2 separate regions of the Homo sapiens genome follow, and region 1 is linked to region 2. The links are chromatin loops, found by intact Hi-C in ENCODE. Cell type or tissue: Panc1. All regions are shown on one strand. Links, peaks and the distances in the headings refer to the core of each region. The heading gives the core; the rest is flanking DNA. Region 1 has its middle 22 kb from the start of UBTFL1. Region 2 has its middle 35 kb from the start of TRIM77.

What was found. Peaks named below come from ENCODE experiments on the same cell type or tissue, not always from the same donor. Only the 100,000 strongest peaks of a DNase experiment are listed, where the experiment ranks them.
Region 1: it touches region 2 in a loop (6-fold over the local background); 11 of 110 quality-filtered maps call a loop at or near these places.

Annotation. Positions count from the first base shown.
Region 1 is chr11:90,105,189-90,110,581 of GRCh38, forward strand. No RefSeq gene overlaps it. Among named protein-coding and RNA genes, the nearest start is that of UBTFL1, 22 kb to the left of the region's middle. In Panc1, for the core only: no CTCF peak of the experiment used is centred there; no DNase peak of the experiment used is centred there.
Region 2 is chr11:89,672,782-89,678,174 of GRCh38, forward strand. It overlaps the pseudogene FOLH1B. Among named protein-coding and RNA genes, the nearest start is that of TRIM77, 35 kb to the right of the region's middle. In Panc1, for the core only: CTCF peaks have their summits at 2,805 (motif pointing right) and 3,006; no DNase peak of the experiment used is centred there.

The DNA of each region.
Region 1 (5,393 bases), core at 66-5,065, 430 kb after region 2:
ATGTATCTCAATTACTGTCTGCCTGTCCCAAAGAATAAAAGCTGTATCGCAGCAGGGACGTTGTTTAAAAAAATAATAATAACAGCTATATTTTTAGGATCCATGACACTGTCCAGCATATCGGTGGTATATGATAAAAAAGTTTGTTGAATGAATGAACAAATATATTATTCACAATGTCACATTATCCTGAACTGACAAGAAAATTAAATATCTGATGTCAGTATTGGCAACATTATGAAGTAAATATAATTCTGATACAGTACTGGTGAAAATCTAACAAGAGATGCTCATTTTAGAAAACATTTTCTTGTAGATTTGAAAATGTTTAATCTCCATGAACTAGTTGTATATCTGCAAGTTGTGTATCTTTGGGTTAGGCATCTGCCCCCCACCAAAGACAGCCACATCCCAGTCTTCAGATAAGGTGAACATGCTACCTTATATGCTAAAAGGGGCTTTGCAGATGTGATTACCATTAAGGGCATTGAAATGGGGAAATTACCTTGAATTATCTTGGTGAGTCCAATCTAATCTCATAATTCCTTGAGAGCAGAGAATATTTTCTGGATGCAGAGATTCAGACAGATGGCAGTATGAGAAAGATGTAGCCTGCTATTGCTGGCTTTTAAAACAGTGGAAGGGGGCCACAAGCCAAGGAAAGCCAGTGACCTTTAGAAGCTGGGAATGACCCAAAGTTTACAACCAGGAAGAAACCGAGGATCTCAATCCTACAACCACAAGGAACTGAATTCTGCCAACAACCCAGATTCTCTCTTAGAGCCTTCAGAAAGAAATGCAGCCTGCCAACATCTTGATGTTAGTTCAATGAGAGCCATACCAGATTTCTAACCAGAACAACTCTAAGATAATAAGTTTGTGTGTGTGTTTTAAAACAGGCTAACAGCTTACAAAAATGTGTTCTTTTAAGCCACTAAGTTTGTAGTAAATTTTTATAGCAGGAATAGAAAACTGATACAACCCATTCTAACTGGTGTGAGATGGTATCTCATTGTGGTTTTGATTTGCATTTCTCTGATGGCCAGTGATGATGAGCATTTTTTCATGTGTCTTTTGGCTGCATACATGTCTTCTTTTGAGAAGTGTCTGTTCATATCCTTCGCCCACTTGTTAATGGGGTTGTTTGCTTTTTTCTCGTAAATTTGTTTGAGTTCATTTTAGATTCTGGATATTAGCCCTTTGTCAGATGAGTAGATCATTAAAAAGTCAGGAAACAACAGGTGCTGGAGAGGATGTGGAGAAATAGGAACATTTTTACACAACCATTGTGGAAGTCAGTGTGGCAATTCTTCAGGGATCTAGAACTAGAAATACCATTTGACCCAGCCATCCCATTACTGGGTATATACCCAAAGGATTATAAATCATGCTGCTATAAAGACACATGCACACGTATGTTTATTGCGGCACTATTCACAATAGTAAAGACTTGGAACCAACCCAAATGTCCAATAACGATAGACTGGATTAAGAAAATGTGGCATATATACACCATGGAATACTATGCTGCCATAAAAAATGATGAATTCATGTCCTTTGTAGGGACATGGATGAAACTGGAAACCATCATTCTCAGCAAACTATCACAAGGACAAAAAACCAAACACCGCACGTTCTCACTCATAGGTGGGAATTGAACAATGAGAACACATGGACACAGGAAGGGGAACATCACACGCTGGGGCCTGTTGTGGCATGGAGGGAGGAGGGAGGGATAGCATTAGGAGATATACCTAATGTGAAATGATGAGTTACTGGGTGCAGCACACCAACATGGTACATGTATACATATGTAAGAAACCTGCACGTTGTGCACATGTACCCTAAAACTTAAAGTATAATAATAAAAAAAAAGAAAACTGATACAACCCTAGAGAAAGTCTTGTACATATGCCCTATAAACACACAACAGAATTTTTTTAATTTTTTTATTGAGATAAAAATGTATATATATATAATTTACCATCTGTACATTTTTAGAGGCCAGTTTAGTGGTGATAAATACATTTATGTTTGCTTTTCTTCATCTCCTCTTCCCACTCCCCTTGCTGGCCTCTAGCAACCACCAATTTACTTTCTATCTTCATGAGATCCACTTTTTCACCGCCCACATATGAGTGACAACATGCGATATTTGCCTTTCTGTGCTTAGCTCATTCCATTTAACATAATGGCCTATGTTCATTACGTTAAGCGAAATGGCCAGCACCACTTATGTTGCTGCAAATGACAGAATTTCATTCTTCTTTGTGTCTGAGTAGTAGTCCATGATGTATATATATTACTTTTAAAATCTGTTCGTTTGTTGATGACCACTTATGTTGATTCCATATTTTGGCTATTGTGAATAGTGCTGCAATAAACATGGGCATGTAGAGATGTCTTTGATACATTGATTTCCTTTATTTTGGATATATATCCAGTAGTGAAATTGCTGGACCACATGGTAGCTCTAGTTTTACTTTTTTGAGGAACCTCCATACAGTTCTCCATAGTGGCTTTATTAATGTAAATTCCCACCAACAGTGTACTAGTGTTCCCCTTTCTCCACATCTTTGCCAGCATCTGTTATTGCCTGTCTTTTTGATACAAGCCATTTCAACCAACATGAGCTGATATTGCATTGTGGTTTTGATTTGCATTTGCTTGATGATTAGTGATATTGAACATTTTTTCATCTTCCTATTGGCCTTTTGAATGTCTTCTTTTGAGAAGTATCTGTTCAGATCTTTTGCCCATTTTTTTAAAAAATTGTATCTATTTATATATTTTTAACAATTTTTTTAGAAGCAAGGTCTTGCTGTGTCACCCAAGATAAAGGGCAGTGGCTTAATCATAGCTCACTGTAACCTCAAACTCCTGGGATTAAGAAATCCTCCTACCTCAGCCTCTTCAGTAGCCCATTTTTCAATCAGATTTTTTGATTATTATTGAGTTGTTTGAGCTTTTTATATATTGCAGTTGTTACTCCTTTATCAGATGGATAGTTTGAAAATATTTTGTCCCATTCTGTGGTTGGCACTTCACTTTGTTGATTATTTCCTTTGCTTGAGGCTTTTTAGCTTGATATAATCCCATTGTCTATTTTTGCCTTTGTTGCCTGTGCTTCTGAGGTCTTACGCAAAAAAATCTGCCCGGACCAATGTCCTGGAGCATTTCTCCTATGCTTTCTTTTAGTAACTTCATAGTTTCAGGTCTTAGATTCAAGTCTTTAATCTATTTTTATTCGATTTGATTTTTGTATATGGTAAGAGGGGTTTAATTTTATCCTTCTTCATTTAGTTATTCAGTTTTCCCAGGATTATTTATTGAAAAGACTGTTCTTTGCCCAGTGTATGTTCTTGATGCCTTTGTCAGAGATGAGTTGTTTGTAAATGTGTAGATTTATGTCTGAGATCTCCATTCTGCTCCATTGTCCTGTGTGTCTGTTTTTATGCCAGTAGAAATATATTGGCAATAATTAGTACAGAAAAGCTGAAACAATGAAATGACAAAAGTGAATTATATTGATATAATTCATTATGCTCACTAAATGCAATAGCATGCAGCTAGGAAAAACAATGTAGTGCACACAGTATTAAAATAAAACACAATTCAATATACACAGTGCTCACAGTGGCCATCATTAGAGTGTTGAAGAAGGGGATGTAGTCAGCAAAAGTTGTACAGGTGACTTCAAAAGTAATCATAAGCACTTATGATTACTTTTGGCTTAATTTCTTAAACCAAGACTGGAGACACAAGTGTTCATTGTGTGCTTATTCTATATATATATTATAAATATTTTATAAATATATTGTTTCTATTCAGTATTTAATAAAGTAAATCAATAGAAAAGGTTAAAAAGCAATGCATACATATTTCAAATATTTTTTTGCTCCAAATTATATAAGCATTGCATAGTTATTGCCCTGGGCCAGGTAAGGTGGCTCACACCTGTAATCCTAGCACTTTAGGAGGCTGAGGCAGGAAGAGAGCTTCAGCCCCAGAGGTCAAGGCTGCAGTGAGCCGTAATTGCACTACTGCACTCCAGCCTAGGTGACAGAGCAAGACGCTGTCTCAAGATAAAAATAAAAATAAGTTAATAAATAAATAAATATATGTGTATATATTAACTGATTTTATTAAGTATATATATAGTTAATATATATAACTATACATATATGTAGTTACTGTCTTGGTCTATAGTCAATCTTACAGTGCTTAAGACATTGATACTGAGAACAGTTCTCCTAGGTATATGCTGTGTTTCTGGGGTGACATGATGCTCTCATCAGGCCTCTGTGAGCCTAATTCTATCTTACATTTACCCCACTCTTCAACAACAACTTGGGAAGGTGTCCCTAAATGTTCCTAGGTGAACCCAAACCTGTGGCCCTCAACACGTTTCTAGGTAAAGCAAGCTCCTGACATATCTGTGGATATCCTCTCATTAGAAGAAGGGGGAAGAGACCATCTCAAAGAAATTCATTTAATATAGCTTTTCAGCATTAATTTTATTTTGACAAAGAGACACAAAGTAAATAAAATTTCTAAAAAACTATAAACTTTCAAGCATTTTCACACTAAGTCTAGCCCTGCTCACATGCCAGGGAATTATAAAGGTGATCTGTTTCTCAACCTGACCAAGATGCTATAGTAATTAAAAATAAACTCAATCCCTGGATCTCTACCAAAGGGTCTTTTCATATGGATCAAAGTGTATCTACTCATCACATTCTGGAAAAATTATTTGTCTGGAAATAGACAAATTATCCAAAATATAATAGAAATAACAGCCTCTGGAAAGGGCCAAATAAGACTCTTAATGATACAACAGCTAAATCTAGGTCTGATGCTTATTCTGTGTGGACAACAATAGCAGAGCTAATGGCTGATTTGTGGGAAGTAAACATTATGTTTGCAGAATCGTACACGATTTCAGTAGAAGGGCAAGGAAATTTCAGTTGGGAACAGATTGCTCCATGGTAATGTGATCACTATGTACCCAACAATGGCTCTTTCTTCCTAGCGTCAATGCAGATGTTGTTTTATCCTTAACTGTTATCATTTCTGTTTCTAATCACATAAAAGTGTATCCGTTACATATCTGAAGTAAATTCATACTAGTGGTGTAACATCTCCAGCCATTTAAGTGTAAAAAGAGAAAACGTATGATGTGTTTACTCACTGTTTTATACTCTGTAACGCATGAAGATCCTTTTATTCATTGCCTGTACTTTTATTTTTAAACTTTCTGAAACACTTTATGTTATATCCAGCATAGAACTGAGTTTTCCTTTTTGATTTAATCTGACAATATTTTTTTCCTCTAATAAGAGAGTCAAGCCCACTTACTTTTATTGGTAAATTCTGTTTGGTTATATTTTGGT
Region 2 (5,393 bases), core at 293-5,292:
TGTCCTATCTTCTTTGAAGTCATAGCAACTAGGGAGAAGACATATTTACTTATCTTCTCATGTTACAGATAAGTTAACCAAGGTTTAGAGAATCAAGTAATTTCCCCAGGATTATGTAGCTAGCATGTGGCAGAATAAGAGAATCAGGGCTCAAACTGAAATTTCTGACTACCAGTCCTCAAAACCATGATGTCTCTATTTAAAATAAAATGTAAAGGCACTTAGTTCTTTTTTCTACACAGCTATCTTATATTTGAAGAAAACAAACAATGGAGACCTAAATTTACATAATTCATGAAGTAGGTAGTGTTTAATTTTATTACAAAAATGTTTCATGATTTTTCTAGGAAATTCCTGTGGTAACTATACAAAACATCACTGTGACAATTATAGAATATGCCAAATAAGTGGAATGTTGATAAATAATAATAGGAAATTTGAATAATACTATTGACAAAAACAAAAGACTCGAGTTAACAGCTATACTATACACATTCTTAAGCACACATGAGTATTTACTAAGATGGTGACTACTCGCAATTTTGGGGGCATCTACTCAGTGCTTTCTAAACATTATTCCATCTAATCCTCCCACAATCAAGTGGTGTCTTCATCTTTACTCTCTTGTTCCTTGTATACAGATGAAGAAATGGAAGTTTAGTAGGTTTGAATAACTTTCCCTCAGTCATGCTGCTAGTGAGAGAACCAGGGTTTGAAACAAGATCTTGCCTTAATTCCAAGGTCAGTGTTTATAACCTCCGAGACACATCACCCCTCTATTGAATTATGTGGTTTTCAGCAACAGCAAACATTGCTGTTGCTAACTGAGCCCTTGTTGATTAATTCTGGCAGAGAATGGAGTGAAATCATACGGACCAGCTGATATTGAACAATTGTTCATTTGATGTCAGAACAACAGGAAAGAGTTCTAAAGGATTTTCTTTCAGTTATATCTGCTTTCAGAATACCAAATGCATCTAGAAATTTCTTTCTTTGTTCTAGGCAGTTGCAGACCACCAATGACTTCCTATGCATAGCGAATCATTATAAACCTATTAGAATGTTTTATGATCTTGCAAGATTTTTACTGTCACATTTCCCCCCTTTTCTATGTAATTGTGCTATTTTGTATTGACAACTTTAAAATCTTACCAAAGAAAGTTATGTAAGTAAAGATTTTTTACTACAATTTGCCCTTCCCAAACCATCAATGACTTTTTTTTTTTTCCCCAATCTGGGCTTGGTAGTGTCCTGGGTATATTATGAATTTTTTTTCTATCATTTATATATACACATACATTTTAGGGTGGAGACCTAGAAGAACAATTTTGTTTGCAAGCTGGGATGCAGAAGAATTTGGTCTTCTTGGTTCTACTGAGTGGGCAGAGGTTAGTTGGTAATTTGCTATAATATAAATTTTTATAAAATGAAGTAGCCAGGAATTATTTGCCAAGCATGTAAAAATAAGAAGTGAATATAATGAGAAAGTATTCAAAGTTTTTTCCCCAAAATCTGAGTAACATATTCTTGTTCAAAAATCAGCAATAAAAATCTCTGTTGCTAAAGAACTAAGTTTTGTTTGAACCTTTTAGAGCCACTTAATGTCAATTGTCAAAATTAATTGATCTTTATTTCCTGGGAGTATGAGAGTAAATAAGTAGATATGCTAGAAACCAAACATCAAAACAAGGAGTTAGTTTCTTAATCATATTGTAGTTTATTCTTCAAAATATTGTCTTAGCAAACATGAACGACCTAACAGACTTTTCAGTGAATATCTTCCCATAAACATGTCATTTAAATGGAGAATCTTGTCTGATTCAAAGGGAATTAAGCTATTTCAAATTTATGAAAAATATGAAGTTAAATTGTCTCTATTTCCTGACCATGAAGCCAAATTTTCCTGTATCATGTTTGATTTCTATCACGATTCTATTACGCTTTCCAAAATATCTCCTAAAGCTAACTATACAGAGTCTCGCTCTGTTGCCCAGGCTGGAGTACAGTGACGTGATTTCTGCGCATTGCAGTGTCAGCATCCCGGGTTCAAGCAATTCTCCTGCCCTAGGCTCCTGAGTAGCTGGGATTACAGGCATGTGCCACCACACCTGGCTAATTTTTTTATATTTAATAGAGACAGGGTTTTGCTGTGTTGGCCAGGCTGGCCTCAAACTCCTGAGCTTAAGTGATATGCCTGCCTCGGCCTCCCGGAGTGCTAGGAATACAGGCGTGCGTCACCACGCCTGGCCGTAAGGTATACTTTTCATTTATCTTTCTTAATTCATAATGACCTGCTCTATGTTAAATTATGCTAAAAGTAAGGCAAAAATTTCCACCACAGAATATTTACTAAGCCATTTGAAAAGTAATTTTACCTGCATGTATTGTTGGCTTTATATAACAGAAATGTTAGCTATAAAGTAAATATATGCAAAGTCAATGTTTATTCCATTAATTTCCAGTCACGCTGTAAATATTTATTGGCTCCTTTCATACTCCAGATATTATGTGAAACCCTGTGGACTTTAATTTTCTTTGAAAAAAAAATGGTGCTCCTGTAGACTTAGTCAAAGTTTTATAAGAAAGAATTTTGCCACTATCTGGAAGAACCTAATATTTTGATGATGTAATTTGTGTCTTTCAAATTATTTTTTTCACTTACAGTTGCATTTTTTTCATTTTTTATCTTATAGTCAGAATGCTTAGGAAATTACGTATTTTAGAGACTCAGAATTCACACTGATATCTCAAAAAAACTTTGCTACGCTTTGTTCTAAAAGTGTGCAATTATCAATATTGACCAGGAGATGGTACCATCCTACAGGAGAGCCTGACTTCATGGTCAGGAGATGATTTAAGTTCACTTATTTTTCATAATATGAAATTTAACTTGAAATTTCATACACTTAAAATACCTTCATTCCATATGAATCAGACAAGATTCTCTGCTTAAATAATGAGATGTTTATAGGAAGATTTTCACTGAAAAGTCTCTTAGGTCATTCATGTTTGCTAAGACAATTTTTTGAAGGATAAACTACAGTATGGTTAAGAAATTAACTCTTTTTCCACTTACCATAAGTATATGGACAATTTCATCTTAAATATTAGCTTTTAACAAGTTTTGCTTGTTGTTTCCTACCAGTAATCTTTATTGAAATTCTTTCAAAGCAGCTCTTTTATGAGAATTTCTTATGTCAAATTTGTCATTAATATGGGTCAGCTCAATTAGAAATCTACATACATTAAATGTAGATGTGCATTTTGTGGGGGAGGGGGAGGGGGTTATAACTTTATATTTATAGTTTTCCTTTTTATTGTAGGATAATTCAAGACTCCTTCAAGAGCGTGGCGTGGCTTATATTAATGCTGACTCATCTATAGAAGGTGAATATCGTTGGTCTCATAAGAAAAGATGTGATTAAACTAGGAGCAGCAGTCTAGCTAATAAATTATGCACTAACAAGGAAGGCTATGTATTAACGTGTGGTTAGGGAATCTACTGCAACCTCTGACAGGAAGCAGTGTGTGAACCCTAGTTGAGAGTTGGGTGAGCCCTAGGTGAGCAGGTTTTTCTTTTCTTCTTTCCTTTCCTTTTGTTTTCTTTTCTCTTTTCTTTTCTTTCTTTTCTTACTTTTTTTTTTTCTTTGCTTTGCAGCATAGAGTACTAATTCAGAAAAGCAGCATTCTTTGATTAGCTTCATCTGGCAGATTTCTTTTTATATACAGCAGGAATTTAGTAAGTATCTGTTGAATGATTAACTCAGGGACCTAAAGAGTTCTATAATTTAGAATGGTGTAGAAAAAAAGTATCATTTGTGGGGTGCGGTGGCTCACGCCTGTAGTCGCAGCACTTTGGGAGGCTGAAGCGGGTGGATCACTTCAGGTCAGGATTTCGAAACCAGCCTGGCCAACATGGTGAAACCCCATAGCTATTACAAATGCAAAAATTAGCCGGGCGTGGTGGCGCACTCAGTATAGATAATATGCTAAATCAATCTTGAATTATAATGTATGCAGGTACTTTAGAAAGGGTAGGATAAAACCACTCTGGGAGTTCAGAGGAAAGAATAATAGAAACTTCAGGAAAGGCTTGAGAAAGGGGATAGGCATTTGAGGCTGACTTTGAAGAATGGAAATACGTTTAATAAGCAAAGGACCAAACTAAAGGAAATCTCAGATTGATTTTCATGAAAATGAAAGAGTCCATTGTCACTACAATCCAGCTCCACTAATATATCTATATCTTGACCATATGCAACATCCCAGTCATTGCACTCCTGTTCTCTACACTCAGATTGCTCTTCAACACCTCTTTATGTGTTTAATCCTTATCCTTAGACCCTCCGTTGAAATGTTACTTTTTCAGGGAAGACATGTCTTCATGGCATTCATCACTGTCATTATTAAGTAATTATTTGTTTTACAAGTAATAGACTGTATTCTTTAACAAGGAACAGACAGTATCTTGCTTATTCACTCCTAGATTCCTAATGTCTTATTAAATAAATATCTGTGGTACGGTTGCAAAAAAAAAAAAAAGGACTAAATGAATGAAGGGGGAATTTTTTAGAATATTTTCTTTAGTGTATTAGTAAATTTGCCATGTCAACACTCGGAACATGAGACCTTGATGGAGTCACGTTGGCATTTTCTTTTTCTTTTTCTGTTTTTTTTTTGTGTCTTTTTTTGTTTCTGTTCTTTTTCTGTTTTTTGTTTGTTTGTTTGTTTTTTCTGTTTCCGTTCTTCTTCTTTTGTTTGTCTGCTTGTTTGTTTTGAGTCAGGGTCTCACTCCGCAGCCCAGGTTGGAGTGCATGGAGTGATCATGGCTCACTAGTCTTGATTTCCCAGGCTCAAGTGATCCACCAACCTCAGACTCCTTGGTAGCTGGGACTACAGGCAAACGCTAGACGTCCAGCTAATTTTTGTATTTTTAGTGGAGATGACGTTTGACCATATTACCCAGGTTGGTCTCAAACTCCTGGGCTCAAGCTGTCTATCCACATTGTTCTCCCAAAATGCTAGGATAACGGGTCTGAGCCACAGCTCCCAACCTTCCTTTTCTTCTTTGTCAATGCCTCTGAGCTACACTGTTCTGAAAGTTAGTTTACACAGTGCATTTGGTTATTCTTTTCTCCTTCTCTTAGGGTAGTGGCTAAGAGCTTGACCTTTGGCGTCAGATGCCTGGATTCATTCCTGGCCCTGCAACTTCCCATTTGTGTGACCCAAGCTATTTACTTTCTGTGCCTCAGTTTTCTCACATCTAAATATAACTTCTAAGAGCCCCTATCTCAAAGGCTCCTGTAAGGGCAAAAAAAGTTACATTTGCAAATCTCCCAGACCTGTGCCTTGCACAGAGTAAATGTCAAAAAAAGTTAACTTTGATTAGGATC